Linked DNA regions of Mus musculus: region 2 is linked to region 1. A link is a loop called in an ENCODE intact Hi-C map of the cell type or tissue named here. Cell type or tissue: heart. All regions are shown on one strand.

What was found. A loop is a pair of places that touch in the nucleus more often than their neighbours do. Peaks named below come from ENCODE experiments on the same cell type or tissue, not always from the same donor. Only the 100,000 strongest peaks of a DNase experiment are listed, where the experiment ranks them.
Region 2: it touches region 1 in a loop (4-fold over the local background); 16 of 42 quality-filtered maps call a loop at or near these places.

The regions. Positions count from the first base shown.
Region 1 is chr19:5,291,044-5,299,043 of GRCm38, forward strand. Sf3b2 (splicing factor 3b, subunit 2) reads right to left here and starts at 4,412. Exons shown (of 21, transcript NM_030109.2): 1 at 4,219-4,412; 2 at 3,998-4,044; 3 at 3,256-3,333; 4 at 2,037-2,276; 5 at 262-379. The coding sequence starts at 4,351. Gal3st3 (galactose-3-O-sulfotransferase 3) reads left to right here and starts at 7,288. Exons shown (of 3, transcript NM_001024717.2): 1 at 7,288-7,457. In heart, a CTCF peak has its summit at 4,561 (motif pointing left); a DNase peak (open chromatin) is centred at 4,458; H3K4me3 peaks cover 3,918 bases; H3K27ac peaks cover 3,687 bases.
Region 2 is chr19:5,344,892-5,352,891 of GRCm38, forward strand. It overlaps Cst6 (cystatin E/M), which reads right to left and starts at 4,683. Exons shown (of 3, transcript NM_028623.5): 1 at 4,204-4,683; 2 at 3,506-3,631; 3 at 1-3,158. The coding sequence starts at 4,443. The coding sequence ends at 3,075. In heart, CTCF peaks have their summits at 348 and 4,049 (motif pointing left); DNase peaks (open chromatin) are centred at 580 and 1,120; H3K4me3 peaks cover 856 bases; H3K27me3 peaks cover 720 bases.

The sequences.
Region 1 (8,000 bases):
CTGTGTCTGAAGACAGCTAAAGTATACTCACATAAATCAATCTTTAAAAAAAGAAAAAACAGAAAAAACAAAAGCAAACAACAATTAAGAAAAGGTTTAAGTGGCCCAGACATCTTTGAATTTACTATAAATTCTAGGACCACCTTTTCCCTTCTGCCGCTGCTTTGGCAGCAGAATTACAGGCACGTGCCACCACACAGAGATAAAGGAAACGTTTTAAGAACAACTTCTTTGCTCTGCCCTTCCACTCCAGGGTCTTACCGCGAGGCCCCAGAGGAGTACGGACACCCAGCTGCCCCATATCCTGAGGCGGCCGAGGGACTGCAGTGCCCATCTTGGCGATCTCCTGCTGCCGTTCCTGCTCCATTAACACAGCTGCCTACAAGAAAGAAGTGCGGACTCAGCTTGGAAAAGAATTTGGCGCATAGCCCTGACAAATGGGTTCCTTCGAAGGAGAATAACAGGGACACTGAGGTGGTCATCTTCCCCACACCTGTTTGCATGTTAACTAGAAACTTATCATGATGGAAAGTTCCTAAAAACAAATATGAAAAAGCCTAGGAAGTTTCTGGTTTCTGGAAGAGATTTCTACTTTTCAATGAGTTTTAATACACAAAAATGAAACCATTAGAAAGAACCATGAGACATTTTCTTAGAGCTTCCTCTATGTTTCCAGCACTTCCTCTATGTTTCCAGCACTTCCTCTGTTTCCAGCACTTCCTCTATGTTTCCAGCACTTCCTCTATGTTTCCAGCACTTCCTCTATGTTTCCATGTTGTGTTTGATGTTCCCTTTCCTTTCCTTTCCTTTCCTTTCCTTTCCTTTCCCCTTTCCCTTTCCCTTTCCTTTCCCTTTCCCTTTTCCCCTTTTCTCCCTTTTTTTCCCTTTTTCCCTTTTTTCCCCTTTTTTCCCTTTTTTTCCCCTTTCCCCTTTCCTTTCTTTTGGTTGTGTCAGACAGGGTTTCTCTGTGTAGTCCTGGCTGTCCTAGAACTTGCTCTGTAGAACAGGCTGGCCTTGAAATTACAGAGATCTGCCTGCCTCTGCCTCCCAAGTGCTGGGATGAAAGGCGTGCGCCACCACCAGCCAGCGGCTAATGCTTACTTTCTAATATTCTTGAGTCACCCACTGGGTAAAGCTGATGCGGGGAAGGACACCCCTACAGCATTCCTCAATCTGTACCATCATAGTTTAAATTCAACTCAAATGGTATGCCAGCATTCTCCACAAGCCACCTAAATAACACACATAAAACTAGCCGCAAAGGGCTGGAGAGATGGCTCAGCAGGTAAGAGCACTGACTGCTCTTCCAGAGGTCCTGAGTTCAATTCCCAGCAACCACATGGTGGCTCATGGCTATCCTTAATGGGATCTGATGCCCTCTTCTTCACATAAAATAAATGAACACATCTTTAAAACAAAACAAAACAAAACAAAACAAACAAAAAAAAAAAACTAGCAGCAAAGTATTTTCTATAATGGATAAAGAGTAAAATTACATGTGTTACTATCATAGGAATTCTACAATATACTTGGTTTAAAATGTTTGGTTTTCTTTCTTTTTTAATGACAACCCTCCAAAGTTTGAAAAAAAAATCATTTTTAGTTTATAGGCCATCCACAAGCAGGGCACACATAGTGTGCTAACTCCTGGACTACAGAAAAGATGGAAGCACTAGAACCTATTTGGTTATCAGGTAGCCTCCAAGGCAAATTTGAATGAAGCATCTTGGTTTGGACATTAAATAATGTTAAATGGCATCCTCTGGATAGAGCAAGATGTCAAGTCAGAGAGAAAAACATCACCGTCTTCCAGTACCCCAAGAGTTCATGTTGCTTCAGTGAATCTCACACTAGCAGCAATAGGGCCCAGGCCAATCTGCCAAAATACTGGCTTCCTGGGAGTCTAACTATACCTACGTTCTAGTCTTCAACCAAGACCTTCCTAAAAGGCTTGGCCTCAGGGTCTAGCTTTCTCAGGCTCCATTTCCCCGTCAGGGACCTAATGTGTCCCAGGTACAGGTTTCCACCTGTCCTACCTGCTTGGCACGCTCCTCTTGCTGCATCAGCAAAGCTGCCTGCTGCTGTGCCAGCTTCAGCCGTTCTTCTTCTGACAGCGCCACAGGCTCACCCACTCGAAGAGGTGGTGGGGGCCCCAGATTTGGTGGGTGAGCCATAGGAAAGCCAAGGCCAAGGCCTGGTGGAGGTGGTGGAGGTGGTGGAGGAGGCTGTAGAGGGGGAAGTCCCATAGGTGGTGGTGGCATAGGAATCCCAGACAGCTATGGGGAAAAAAATACAGCTATGAATTAGAAAGCATTTATTCAATTTATAAGCATTTGCTAGAGACCTAGCAAAAGAGCCAGATACTAGAATTTGAAGTCTAATGACGTAGGATTCAAGAAAATACACCATAAAAGAATCAAAAGATGCTAACTTTAGCACACTGATCAAAGCTATTAGCTTCTCTGAAAAAATATGAGGAACATTCATATTACATTTTGCATTCAATTTAAGGAGGTACAAGGACACCTCTAAAATCCATACAGGAACTTCACAAAACACACATACACAAACACACCAATAAACTCCAGGTCAAAGCCACAACTTTAGAGGAAGAGAAACAAATACTAGAATCAGAAAGGACTTAAAGAAATAGGAACTAGGGCTGGATAGATGGCCAAGCAGTTAAGAGCTGCTCTTCTATAATATCAGGGCTCAATTCCCAGCACCCCGATGGAAGCTCACAGTTCTGTAACTCCAGCCCCAGAATGACCCAACGCCCTTCAATGGCCTCCTAAAACACTGCATGCACGTGACGCACAGGTAGAAACTTGGACAAAATACAAATTCAGACAAAACACTTATATACATAAAAATAAGTTAAAAAAAAAGTAATAACCAACATTCCAAGGCATAGGATATCTACGTTGTACTAGATGCAGGGAGTATATTATTCAAGTCAGGGCATTATCCTTTACCGTTTCAATAACTTTGGGAGCTATACCTGGCAGGAGAAAGCATGACCACTTCCAGCTGAGAAAGGATCAAGGAACATTTCCAGATATTCTAGTGGAATCTTGAGTGATAAGTCAAATTTGGAGGAGTAGACATTGGGGATTAAAACAGTAGCAGCACTAAATCAGAAGTGAAGAGGTCACAATTTTGTCTCCTTAGACCTCACCCTTAACTTACGGTCCCATCTGCTAGCTCAACACATGGCTATCCTGAGCAGAAAAGATCCTCGAAGCAATCTCTTACCTGTGCTGACATAGGAGGAGGAGCCGCTTTGTCCCCATCTTCTCCTCTCAAAACTGGTCGATTCAGGACAATGCCCGTCTACAAGAAAAAAGAGAGCTCTAGGTCAGACTACAAGGACGTATTCCATTACATAACCTCCTCTTCCATTTATTTACTTAACAAAATGTACCCAGTGCCCACTTGACAGAGACTGGGGCTGGAACCTGAGAAAAGCAACAGGAGTAGAAGTAATTACAATAAAGCAAAACCAAGAACTGACAAAATGGTCAAGAGCCGGCTTGCTGCGTTGAAGTACACAAAAAAGACCTAGCCCGGTGTGCTGGAGCACTCGGAAGGCAAACGCATTAGGATCTCTTAAGTTTGAGGCCAGCCAGGGCTACACTGAGAAACCCTATCGCGAAAGAACAAACAAAAAAAGTATATGAAACGAAGATCCAGCCGCGGAGTGGTGGCGCACGCCTTTAATCCCAGCATTTGGGAGAGGCAGGCGAATTTCTGAGTTCCAGGCCAGCCTGGTCTACAGAGTGAGTCCAGGACAGCCAGGGCTATACAGAGAAACCCTGTCTCAAAAAAAAAAAAAAAAACCAAAAAAAAAAAAAAAAAGAAAAGAAAAAGAAAAAAGAAAGAAGAGAAGAGAAGAGAAGAGAAGAGAAGAGAAGAGAAGAGAAACGAAGATCCATCCGTGAGTAGTCTTAAAGGCCTCCAGGAAAAGTGAGACCTAGCCTGCACTGACAACACTCACCTGACGGGTGTAGGTCTGCAGCCGCTCTACTAACTCCTCGCGACTCCCTATAGGACGAAGCACAGAATCAGGGGGTCAGCATCACCTCGAGCAGGCCAATTTGGCGAGGTCAGGTCCCACAGGCCTGTCTCCGCCCCCCGCCCCGTGGGTCTCCTGGGTAACCAAGCTCCACTTCGCCACAAGCCCACGCAGGGCCCCTCTCGACCGCCTCTGCGCCTCACCCTGGATCGGCGCTCCTATCTCTGCCAATCTGGCCTGAAGCTCCTGCGCAGCCCAGGCTCCATAGTGGCCTGGAGGTGGAGGCGGTGGCAACTGCAACTCTCCTTTGGGAGGTTCGGGATGCTCCGCCGCCATCTTAGCCACAAGAAGGCGCGAGACCAACACGGAAGCTCGGGTCAGCCGCCGGGCCTACTTCCAGAAACTTCCGGTTGCGTAATCCACGTCCCGCGGTGATTGGAGAGAACTTGGTCCAAACACACGCCCTTTCCCTTACCGGGGAATAGGAATCGCCGCCAACGGAGGTTGCAGAGCCTTCTGGGAGTTGTAGTTTGCGGATGCGCCATCTAGAGGACGAACGCTCGCTATGACATCCGGTATGCAGCAGTAGTAATACATCCGCTGCCTGGCTGCAAGAGCTTACTCTACCCAGAGCAGATGCATTCTTCTTCTCTCCTGGCCAAACACATACTAAGTCTTCTGTCCCGACACCCTTCAATGATGAGAGACCTGGGTGCTTATTTCTCCTAGGAGCTCATAGAGATTCCTTTCCGGCGCCCGAATGGGAGGTTGGTGCCGATGGCTCTGATAAAACAGTGTTTGTCTGCTCACTCCCGCCCAGGCGTGCTTGAATGGGCTGAAAGGGGATCGGAGCCGGTGGAGGAACGGACCGCCAAGCTGAGTTCCAGCTGCTGACCTGGGGGAAGGGCACTGCTAAAATAAAATCCCCTTTTGCACCTTCGAAAAAGTCTTAAATAAATGTATTCTCTGTCAAATGCTTCCTTCCCCCTTTCGAGGAATGTTCATTAATACATTTTCCACCTTTCAGGTGTTTTATTATATGTATATGTACCGCTTGCATGCCTGGTATCTGTAGAAGCCAGAAGTGTCAGATCTGGAACTGGAGTTACACTTTTGTGAATCGAACCCAGGTCCTCTGCAAAAGCAACAGTGCTCTTAACACCAATTCTCAAGCCCCAAGGTTTTTGTTGTTTAAGACAAATGTGTCCATATGTGGCCCAGGCTACCCTAGAACTTCTGATCCTTTGCAGGCTACAGATATATACTATCACACCCGATTTCATGGAGTGGAAGATCAAGAGTCATGTAGTTCAGACTGTCTTGGGACAAAATCGAGCCCAAGCCAACCTCTAGCTCTTGGCAATCCTCCTGCCTCTGCTTCTTGAAAACTGGGCTTACTGCTGCCAGCTAATCCATTGTCTTTGTTTCATTTTTAAGTCTTTCCTGTCCTTTATTCCCACCTCCATTCCCCCAAACAGGATCTGGAACTTGATCTTCTTCTATCTTGAAGTATTTAGCATCCAGGAGGCAGCTAATAAATGAGTTGGGAGGTGGGGGTATCTAACCTGGGGACTTTATATTCTTGTAGGAAAAACAAAAAAACCTCAGGACCTTTCTTGGGGCAAGACACCATGACCCTTGCCTGCCCAACATCCACCAATTTATTTTATCTCCTTCCCTCTCCTAGTTCTGCCGCTCTCAATGACAGCCTGTTTGGTTTGTGTGTGATGAATAAAGGAGAGGAACACAAATGGTCTCATTTCCCACCCACGCGCTTCAGATCTTTTCCTAGCCACCTCCGTTTCACCAGCTGTCCTCAAGGGAGGAGTAATTGGAAAGGAGGGGTGAGCAGGATGCAGGAAAGGTGGGGTCTGAGACAGACAGATAGAGTACAGCTGGTAAAAGCGGTTCTTGTTCCCTTCACCTATACCCAAATGGTGACTCTTCCCCATTGGGTTCTCATCACTACCCTACACTGGGATTGCAGACGGAACCAAAGCCGGAAAGGACAGAACTAAAGAATGAGCGGCGGTGGCTTTTCCTTGTGCTTGCCAGCTTACTCAGACAACCATTTTTAACCCAAAGGAAGTCTCTGCTCCCTGTAATCAGAGAGCCCCGGACAGGTCACCTGAGGCTGGAGGCCCCAGTATGCTCAGGCAGGACTCCAGAGGAGTCCAGGGGGAGGAAGAGGAGGAGGAGAAGGGCAGGGTCTCTAAGGCAAGATAAAAGAGCAGATGGGTCGGTAATATAACTAGGGCCAGAAAAGGACATACCAAACAGGATGATTTTTTTTTTTCATGATTGCCCTGGGATGCAGATAGGATACCAAACTCTGCAAAGAGAAAGACTGAAAGAAAACAGAAGCTGACATGCCCGTGTGCCCCTGCCTCTGAAGTCAGGATCCTTACATAATGCCCACTTATTGGCTGTGTGAGACCAGAAGGGACCAGTGCAGCCCTGTTAAAGTACCAGAGTTGGGTGGTTAACCTACCTGAAGATCCTTTCCTTGCCCAGAATAAAGGAGACAACATCCATGCCATCCCTAGAATCAACTGTGGTCTCATGGCATCTAATGTGGCTGTAGGGGGTGCCACTATTAGACACCCACCAGGAGCTCTTTCAATTAGAGCTGCTACAAGGAAACAGGTGCCCATTTCAGTGCTGAGAAGTGGCAGGACTCTTGACTCCTGTTGCCTCTTGACTCCAAGATGGAATAAAAGCAGAAACCAGAAATGAACTGGAGTTTCTGACTCCGAGTGCAAGGTGCCTTGGCAGAGACCCCAGATCAACAGCAGCTCTGGTCAGAACTGAGAACGCTGGAGTCCTGACCAGGCCTGGGTAAACTTCTAGGTTCTGCCTCAGGAGAGCTGGAGGGCAAACTGGAAGGGAAGGGGCCAGACAGGCGAGTAGAGGTGGGAAGTACGGGGGAAGAGAGAGAGGGAATATAGGAGACTCCTTGTGCACCTGAACCTCTAAGCCAACCACAAGAAGCGCCAGTGACCGACAGGACCCAGCCATGCCTCGGTTTTCGCTTCTGATGGACAATGGTGTTGAGCTCTTTCTACAAGATTGCAAGGGAAAGATACCTGTATCTAAAGATGCCAATACCAACAGGAGAACGCTCACCAGCAGCAGGCAAGCTACGCAGTCCCCCTCCTCTTGCTGCTTTTTCTTTTCCCCCTCCTCTGAGCCGCCAGGCCCCCGCCCCCGCCCCGCCCCCGGTGTGAGATGGGGGACGGGCGGCGGGTATAGCTGAGCTGAGCTGAGCTGAGCGGACAGACTCAGACGCTGCCACCTGATCCCATCCAGGCGCAGCAAAGCAAGCTATCGGCATTCTGCGTTCAGAGCCCCCGTTGCCCTAAGACCCGGCAGATTTCAGGACAAGGGGCACAGGGGGAGCGGAGGGTAGCCCTGACCCAAGTCGGAGACAGAGCCTGCCTGCGTGAGTACTGCAGTAGCCAGCCCGGGGCTGGAGGGAACAAGGGTGCACTGCAAAGAGGATGGGGGCCTGGGCAGTTGCAGAAGAGTATCTTCGGGGCCTTGTGCCAAGAGAGCTTGAGGGGGTGGCTCCGGACCCTCAGGAAGCTGGCAAGGGGTTGAATCTGGCCAATTGCTTATAGTGACCAGATCTCTGGATGAAATTGTGGGAATGTGGGGCGCGGTGGGGGTGGGAGTGGGTAGTAATGGAGAAAGGAGAATGAAGAGAATTAAGAGGCAGGGATGAAAGCGTGTAGGGGGTGGGATGACAGAGAGAGGAGACTCGGGAAACCTTGTGCAGGGAGCAGAAGGGATGGAAAGATATTCGATCTCCTAGGCTCTATTGTGCTTCCCACCCTCTCTGCCCTTTTCTGTTTGGGGACTTGCGTGACCTGAGATATGCCATGCCCCAAGACAGCTTAAGTCTCCACATCACTGAGAGGACAAGTCTCAGTGGTCAGGCCCGGGATCCACTCCTCCAAGAGCATCAGTATCAGTCCCGTAGCTC
Region 2 (8,000 bases), 54 kb after region 1:
CAGGTACATTGGCACATACCTTTAACCCAAGCATTTGGGAGGCAGAGGCAAATGGATCTCTGAGTTTGAGGTCTGGTCTACAAAATGAGTTCCACAACAGCCAGAGCTACACACAGACACCCTGTCTTGAAAAAACAAAAATAAACAAATAATTTAAAGGAACCAGAGGTTTAAAAGAGAGCTAGAAGAGCTGTGGAGATGGCTTGGACCTTAGAGGGCAAGATCACTTCCTGCTCTTCAGAAGGAGTCAAGTGCAGTTCCCAGTACCCACATCAGACTGCTTACAGCCACCTGTAACTCAGATCTAAAGGACCCGCTGGTCTCCGTGGGCACTGCACTCACATGTACAATCCACACACAGAGACAAAAACATTTAAATTAAAATAAAATTCTTTAAACCCCTGTAAATTAAAGGTCACTGACATCACCTTCCCCACTGAAGTGAGCCGCACAACCTTAGTGGAGGCCTAGAGAAGGCCTCTTATCCTTCTAGTGGATGGAGACAGGGCCATGTGACAAGGACCAGTTGCTTTTGGGAGAGGGCCAAAGACAATGAATGGCTACTTCTGCCCAGCTGCTTTAAGGCTCAGATGAGTCCCAAGGGTCTGACTCATCGGAGCCCAGGCAGGATGTCCAGAGCCTGTGTCCACAGTGGGACACAATGGGACTCTTGTCTATACTGAGCATTGAGTCGAGGTGAAACTCAGTTCTGGCTCAGGGGCTCCCCATCAAGGGTCAGCCATCTTCCATCATTTCTAACCATATTGCTCTTAGTAGAGGCCAATCTAGAGGGTTGTGGAGGTTGGAGACTGGTGGTTTGACCAACACCCACACACACCATTGGTTTGTTCCAGGCAGCAGTTCTTTCTCCAGAAACTTAAGACAGAGCATCGCTTGGTGGAGGCTCCTCTCACTAACCCTTGCTTAGTCATGCCCAGGAATACATAAAGCAGAGGAAATACCATCTGGGATTTGGGCACTGATTCCAGGGGTGGAGAAGCCACTAGAGACAGATGTCCTGACTCTTGCCTCCCCTAGCCCTCACACATTCATTCAACAAGTATTTCCTGTCACCTGCCCTATACTGGCTCCATGCTTGGTATCTTCTAGTTGATGGAACTTGGGAAACCTTCCAAGCAGTGACTGCATAGCACAAACTGCACTGTCATGGGTATCAGGTTCCAGTAGAAGCAGGGCTGCGAGTCCCCTCTCAATATCAAATCCAGTCCCTCGGTGTGTCAGGTTTCCCAGGTGACACTCGGCCTCCATTTCCTCCATGACGTGGCCTTTGAAGGCAGTAGATGGAACCCCAGCTGCCCTGGTGTTCATGAGGTCACAGAAGTGGGGTGGGAGAGTCAGACAGGAACAAGTTAGGTGTGAGACCTTTCTTAGGAAGGAAGTGTGAGATAGTGAAGAGTGGCTGTCTGGTTACCCTCCCTGCTACCCCAGTGATGCCAGCTTGAGCCTAGCACCTTCAAAGCAACTGGTGACTATGGCCTGTCCCCAGGTTAGATGCATGTTGGTGTATCTGAACAAGACTTCTGGATGTGATGTAAATGCTGGCTTGGAGGGAGGGGTGCTGTATACTCATCTCTGGGTTACTTAATGCTTCTCCAATGTGTGTGCATTCTGCCTGGTGCCTCTGCTTCTGTCTCTAGGCTGTGTTGCTAGCATCTTCAGGACATGTCCACAGGCACCTGAATGGGTCCTGGGACTGCCTCCCCTAACTGTTTGACCATGTGTATAACAAGAATTACAACTACAAAGAAATTTACAAAGAATCTAACACCTGCTTCCTTCAGTCCAACATGACATTGTCTGGTCCCTGTCCCTCCTGTGAGAGTGATCCCTCCTGGATAGCAGTTCTTGTCCCCTCTGGAACTCCATGGCTCAGGATCATTTAGGAATCTTTCCCAGAGCAAAACTCTGAGAAAGTACCCCTGGGAAGGATGTGAGGGGTGTGTACTGGCTTCATGACCTCTGGCCTAAGGAACTCAGGAGAGAAAGTCACCTCCAGCTGCCAGTACATACGAGAATCTTTGTGAGCTGGAAACCCAGTCCTGTAGGGCCCATGGAGTTGAGCAGCCATCTTACACAACTGTTTGGTACTGAGAGTTCAGCAGGATAGGGGCTTCCCTTCACAAGCTAGCTGATGAGGGGACTGGACTGGATTGGAGACTGCTTGGAGGTCCCTCATGTAGCCACAGTCATGCCCATAAGGCCTGGTGTCGGGGCCTTAGAGGGCTGTAGTCTGAGAACTTGACATTCCCCCAATATATATGTGGTCAAATGTTCCAGACATGCTGAGTTGGAATGGTGCGTGCCTGTGATCCCAGCACTTGGGAGGCGGAGGCAGGTGGACCTCTCAGTTTGAGGCCAGCCTGGTCTACAGAGTGAGTGCTAAGACAGCTAGGGCTATGCAGAGAAACCCTTCCTCAGAAAAAAAGAAAAACATTCCAGCTACCGAGATATGAAAGGCTTTGCTGCTGTCGCAGAATGTACCTTGCTAAAAGCAAGCAAGGTCTCATGAGGGCCCTGTAAGCCGCTGGCTGGTGCTCTTTGCTGCTTCACCATTTGAGGGCAATAACAAGAGCTGTGTCACTAAAAAACTCACTGGTCTGAGCCATCAGGCTTTGCGACCCTCCTGACCCCAGGTTTTGACACCCTCCTCCTCGGAGTCCCAGCATGAACCCTGGGAGAGAGGCTGGACTGGCTCACACAGACATCCCTACTGTAGCTAGTCTCCGGTATCCATCTTCTGTGTCTTTCTTTCCTCCTCTGAGACCACTGAAAATGTCTGGAAGAGGGGCTTCCTCTGAGGACCCTACCCTCAGTACTGCCTCAGAGGGATCAGTAGGGGCTCCCCTGGAGGGTAAGGACATGGTGCCCAGTCAGCTGTGGGGTTCTGAGAGTCACTGGGAGCAGAGTGAGGGTCAGGGTGAGTGAAACACACAGGAGAAAGCAGTGCAAGAAGCAGAGCTGCAGATTTATTGCAACAGACGTGGCCCGTGGCCCTGAGGCGCCTCCACCATGCTTGTTCCCATGGGGCCCTGACTCTGTCACCCTGGGGCCGGTCACACCTGCACGCAGTCATGCTTTAGAAGCTGAGTAGTGTTCTTCCAGGGGACTTCAAGGAGCTCAAAGTTGCAACGCAGTTTCTGAGAGGGAAGCACAGAGGACAAGGAGGGTGAGGTTGGCAGCAACCTCCTCCTCCCAGAAGTCAGCCCCCCTGACGGCCACGTCTCTCTGGAGCCGGGGACAGACCATGAGTGGTCCCAAAACATGGAATCAGAAGGCAGGAGATGCTCCCAGGTTTATCTCAGGCAACTCCTACCCCACGAGGAATCCCCAGTCTCTCTTCTGCACTCCACCCTGGCCTGAGTCATACAAGAGCCAAAGCGAACAGGTGGAGCCAGGCTTCTGCCTGACCAGATAGACTGGTCAGGATAGACAAGCTAAGGGCCTCAGACCCTGCATGGGGTTGGGATGGGGTCGGTGCTGTTACCTCCTGCTGCCCCCCTGCAGCCAGAGGGCAGGTGGTGAGGTCCATGTGTTCTCCAGAGACTCTGGTCTTTCGGCACTCTGTGCTTTCTATGTCCAAAGTCAGGTAGTACTTGATGCCAGCCACCAGCTGGGAACCAAACAGGGCAGGTGAGAGATGCCTGGGAGTCCAACCTGTGTGTCTATGCTTTCCCTCCCTCTAAGAGTCTCCACTCTCCCAGGCAAATGCAACCCTCTGACCTACATATTCAGACCTGGAGTGGAGGCAGGAACTTCTGTGTGTGAGCAGAGCCCTAGGCTGGGCAAGAAGCTGGAGAGCTCCTGTCTGCGGCTAGACTGTAAAGGTGAATGGTATGTGGCACCTACACTGGGCCCTTCCACTCCACCTGGCAGGTTGGGGAAGTGAGGTTAGTTATGCCAAAGGAGGCTGCATCCTGCATTTCTTTGATAGTTAGATAGCGCTGCTTCCAGAGGACTTTACTAATCTGTTTTGTTTTGAAGTATTTCATAGAAAGGTCTGGGGGTTATGGTTGGTTTTAGTGCCCCCTTGTGTTTGGTAGCAAGCTAAGCAGCTCTCTGTTTATCTCCTGTCTCCTGTCACCTGTCCTCGGTCCCCCTGTCCCTGTCCCTCTCCAAATTGTCCCTCTCCACAGCCACTCTGTTCCATAACCTGTCCCACAACCTCTGTCCCAGCCACCGCACCTGATATTTTGCATCGATGACTTTGGTGTCTCGGAAGTAGTAGAGGCTGTCGCTGCCCATATTGTAGCTGGCCACAGCTGCCTGTGCGGCCTTTTGCACCCGCGGGTCGGTGGGTGACAAGTTCTGGCGTTCTCCGGTCCTGCGGCTCCGCAGCTCGGCGCGGGCGTCAGGTGACAGGGTCAGGAGGCAGAATGCGAGCAGGCCAAGGCCCATCGCCAGCGGGAAGTGAGGACGCTCCATAGCCGCGGATTCAGTGTCTGGACTTCCATCCTGCGCGGCTTTTACAGCCTTCGCGGGCCCCTCCCGGCCCCGCCCAACGCCTGCTTGTTTCCTTAGCAAGCCTGGACCAGCTTGCAGGTGCCTGGAGGCGGGTGCACCTCCCCTACCTACGCAGTGTAAGAACCAGAGATGGCACACAGGTCCCAGAACCTCTACGTGTAGAGATGCTGGCCTATCATTCCTATCTCCCAGGAGGGAGAGAACAGTTCATACCAGGGCCCTGACGTTTGAGTTGCCAAAAGCAATTATATGGTTACATTCTTACTGCTATCATTTTATCATTTCCTTTTCTCTTTCTTTCTTTCTTTCTTTCTTTCTTTCTTTCTCTCTCTCTTTCTTTCTTGTTTGTTTGTTTGTTTCGAGACAGGGTTTCTCTGTGTAGCTCTGGCTGTCCTGGAACTCACTTTGTAGACCAGACTGGTCTCGAACTCAGAAATCACCTGCCTCTGCCTCCCGAGTGCTGGGATTAAAGGTGTGCACCACTATCATCCGGCATTGCCACCATTTTCTTATCGTGCCATTTTTAGAGAAATTATAACTCCCAGCCTGCATTTCTTCTTCTGAAAAATAAATGCTATAAGGATCGATGAACTGACACAGGTAAAGAGCCTAAGAGAGGCCGGGTGCCATGCAAACAAACGGTGGGTGGGTAGGAGTCCTTACTACTCAAGCCGGCACTACTGTCCCTCACAGCCATGGTGGACCCGGTTGGCTGACCCTTTCACTTTGCAGAGGTGGGACGCCATGGCACAGAAGGGAGAAGTAATATGTGCAACGATTTCAACTGGTCCCTAGTAAGTAAGTATACTGAAGAGCCTAAGTCGTGTGTGTGTGTGTGTGTGTGTGTGCTATAAAATAAGATCTTGTGTGTCCCTGGCTGACCTTGAATTTCATAGCTCAGGATGACTTTGAACTCCTGATCTCCCTGCTTCTCCCTTCCAAGTGCTAGCATTACCATCATATTTTATTTGGTGCTGAGAACAGAATGCAGGGCTTCATGTGTGCTAGAGACAAGCACTCTACCAACTAATATCCCTAGCCTCATTTCATTTTGCTGGGCTTGAACCTAGGGTCTTATGCATGCTGGGCAAACACTTCACCTGCAGCCCTCGTTTTTTTTGTTTGTTTGTTTGTTTGTTTGTTTTGTTTTCAAGACAGGGTTTCTCTATGTATCCCTGGCTGTCCTGGAACTCACTCTGTATGTAGACCAGGCTGGCCTCGTACTCAGAGATCTGCCTGCCTCTGCCTCCCAAGTGCTGGGATTAAAGGCATGCGCCACCATGCCCGGCATGCAGCCCTCGTTTTACTCCTTATCTCTAGATAGGGACTTGTTGATCACCCAGGCTGACCGTGAAGCCCTTGCTCTGTAGACTGCAGGCCTTGAGTCTGTGGCTTCCCAGCTTCAGCCTCCTGGCAGGGATTACAAGCCTGTGCTACCAGGTCAAGTTCTTGTCTATGTTCTTAGCTCAGGCTGAGTTTGAAAAGAAAGACTTGCCTCCGAAGAGGGGTGAGTCACGCCAGGTGCCATCTTTCTAACTGGGAGGCTTTGGATAGTCACTCAGGGCCTGGGTGTCCTACGGGAAATAGGATGACAAGTCTTTTTTCCTAAAGCTGTTCTTCTGACTGACAATGACAGTTCCACACTCTCATCCCTAAGGACACTGGACATCCAGTGGGGTAGGAGCAGATCAGCCACCCCATGGCAGCTGCACGTGGGCTGCCCTGGCAAAGTTTCCTTCCCCGGGCATCTTATTTCATGTTTTCTGACTAGCTCAAAGCCACTTTCCCTCTTTTCTTTTTTTTTTCCCCACTTTACTTATCTATTTTTTATTACTTTTTTTTAAGAGAAATGTTCATGCCTCAGCATGGGAGAGGTGCGTGTGTGTGCGTGCCATAGCGTGCACACGCAGAAGGTGAGAGAGGTGTGCGTGCCATAGCGTGCACACGCAGTTTCCCAGAACTGGTTTTCTCTTTCCACCAGGGGGTTCTGAAGTTTGAACCCAGGTCTTCAGCCTTGGCAGCACGCGTCTTTACCACTGAGGGCCATCTCACGGGCCCTCCCTGAGGGTCCTAAATGGAACTTGAAAGAAGAGGCTGCTTTCAGCACCTAGCAGACGATTAGAACTTGAGAAGCCATTGCTCCGCTGTGGTGACTATTACAGGCAGGCACCGGGAACATTCTTCCTCCAGTTCTAGACCTTTGAGCATGCCAGGCTCGTGACGCACTGATTCTGGACCCCGAGTGTGATCGCTCCCCATCCAGCTACGAGCTTGCTCCACCCAACAGCCCAGCTATGAAAGACAAACTGCCAGGCCCAGGGGATCCCACCTGTGATTCCAGCACTCGGCAGCAGAGGCAGGCAGAGCTCTGTGAGTTCAAGACTAGCCTGGTGTTCATAGTGAGTCCCAGACCAAGGATACATAGTGAGTCTTATGAGACTTTGTTGTCCCCTCAGCCTCCCCTCCCCCCCCCCAAAACAAAGACAAAGAACTACTACCTTAAGACCACAAGTTTGGTGCAGGCCCATAGACACCAATTTAGAAGATAACTACACCAATCTTGATCTAAACCAGGCAGGGTCCCTGAGTTGGAAACCCTGAGTTGGGGACCCTGGGAAGGGGGTAGAACAAGAAACAAGACAGCTCACAAGGGACTCGGGAGTGAAGCAAAACCAAGGGGCCAGGAAGCCTCCCCAGCTCTGAGCTCACCTGTCATGGGATTCAGTTACAGCCACGTGTACCTCCTACAGCTCCCTCAGGAATCCCTCAGTTGGAGGGGCTGAGCGAAGGCTTGAGTAGTAAAGCGCCCGCCACACAGCGTGTGGATCTCAGTTCAGATCCTCCGCACCCACACAGAAAACAGGCTGGTTCCAGGAGCTCTGGCCAACCAGGCTGGCTGAGCTAATGAGCTCCTGATTCAGTGAGAGACCCCGTCTCAGAAAATAAGGTGGAACGCAAGTGAAAAGGGCACTTACTGAGTTCTGGCCTCTACACACACTGATGGAGAGTAGATGAGTTCCTGGGTTACTGAGCCCTGCCCTCTTGTCCACTGCCAATGAAGCCAACAAGTCCCTAACATGCAATCTAGCAATGCCCAAGGGCCTTTCAGCACACTGATCACTTCTCGAGCACCAAGGTAGGTGGGCTCTTTTACAAATGTATCATTCAGGGAGTTAATCTGAGGCCATTTGGCTAAACTGGAGTCTTGGAGAGAAAGAAGGGCCTAGAACGGTAATTGAAAATTCCAGCGTCTTGCCATACTTTGTCCCAGGGCCTGACATATTTCACTCTCATGGTGGCTCTGCAGAGCAGTGGCCATCATCTCTTCCTTCCAAGAAATGAGACCAAAGGGAAAGAAAGGGTCAGTAGTGGCACCTGGAGTAGCTTCCACATGCCACCAATGTCCTAGGGTATTAACCCCAGTCTGTTCCACAGGGATATAAGGCCCACTTCGTGGAGAAATGACATTTACAGGTGTGCTGCTCCATCCTGCAAAGGTCTTGGGCCAAGAATAAGCT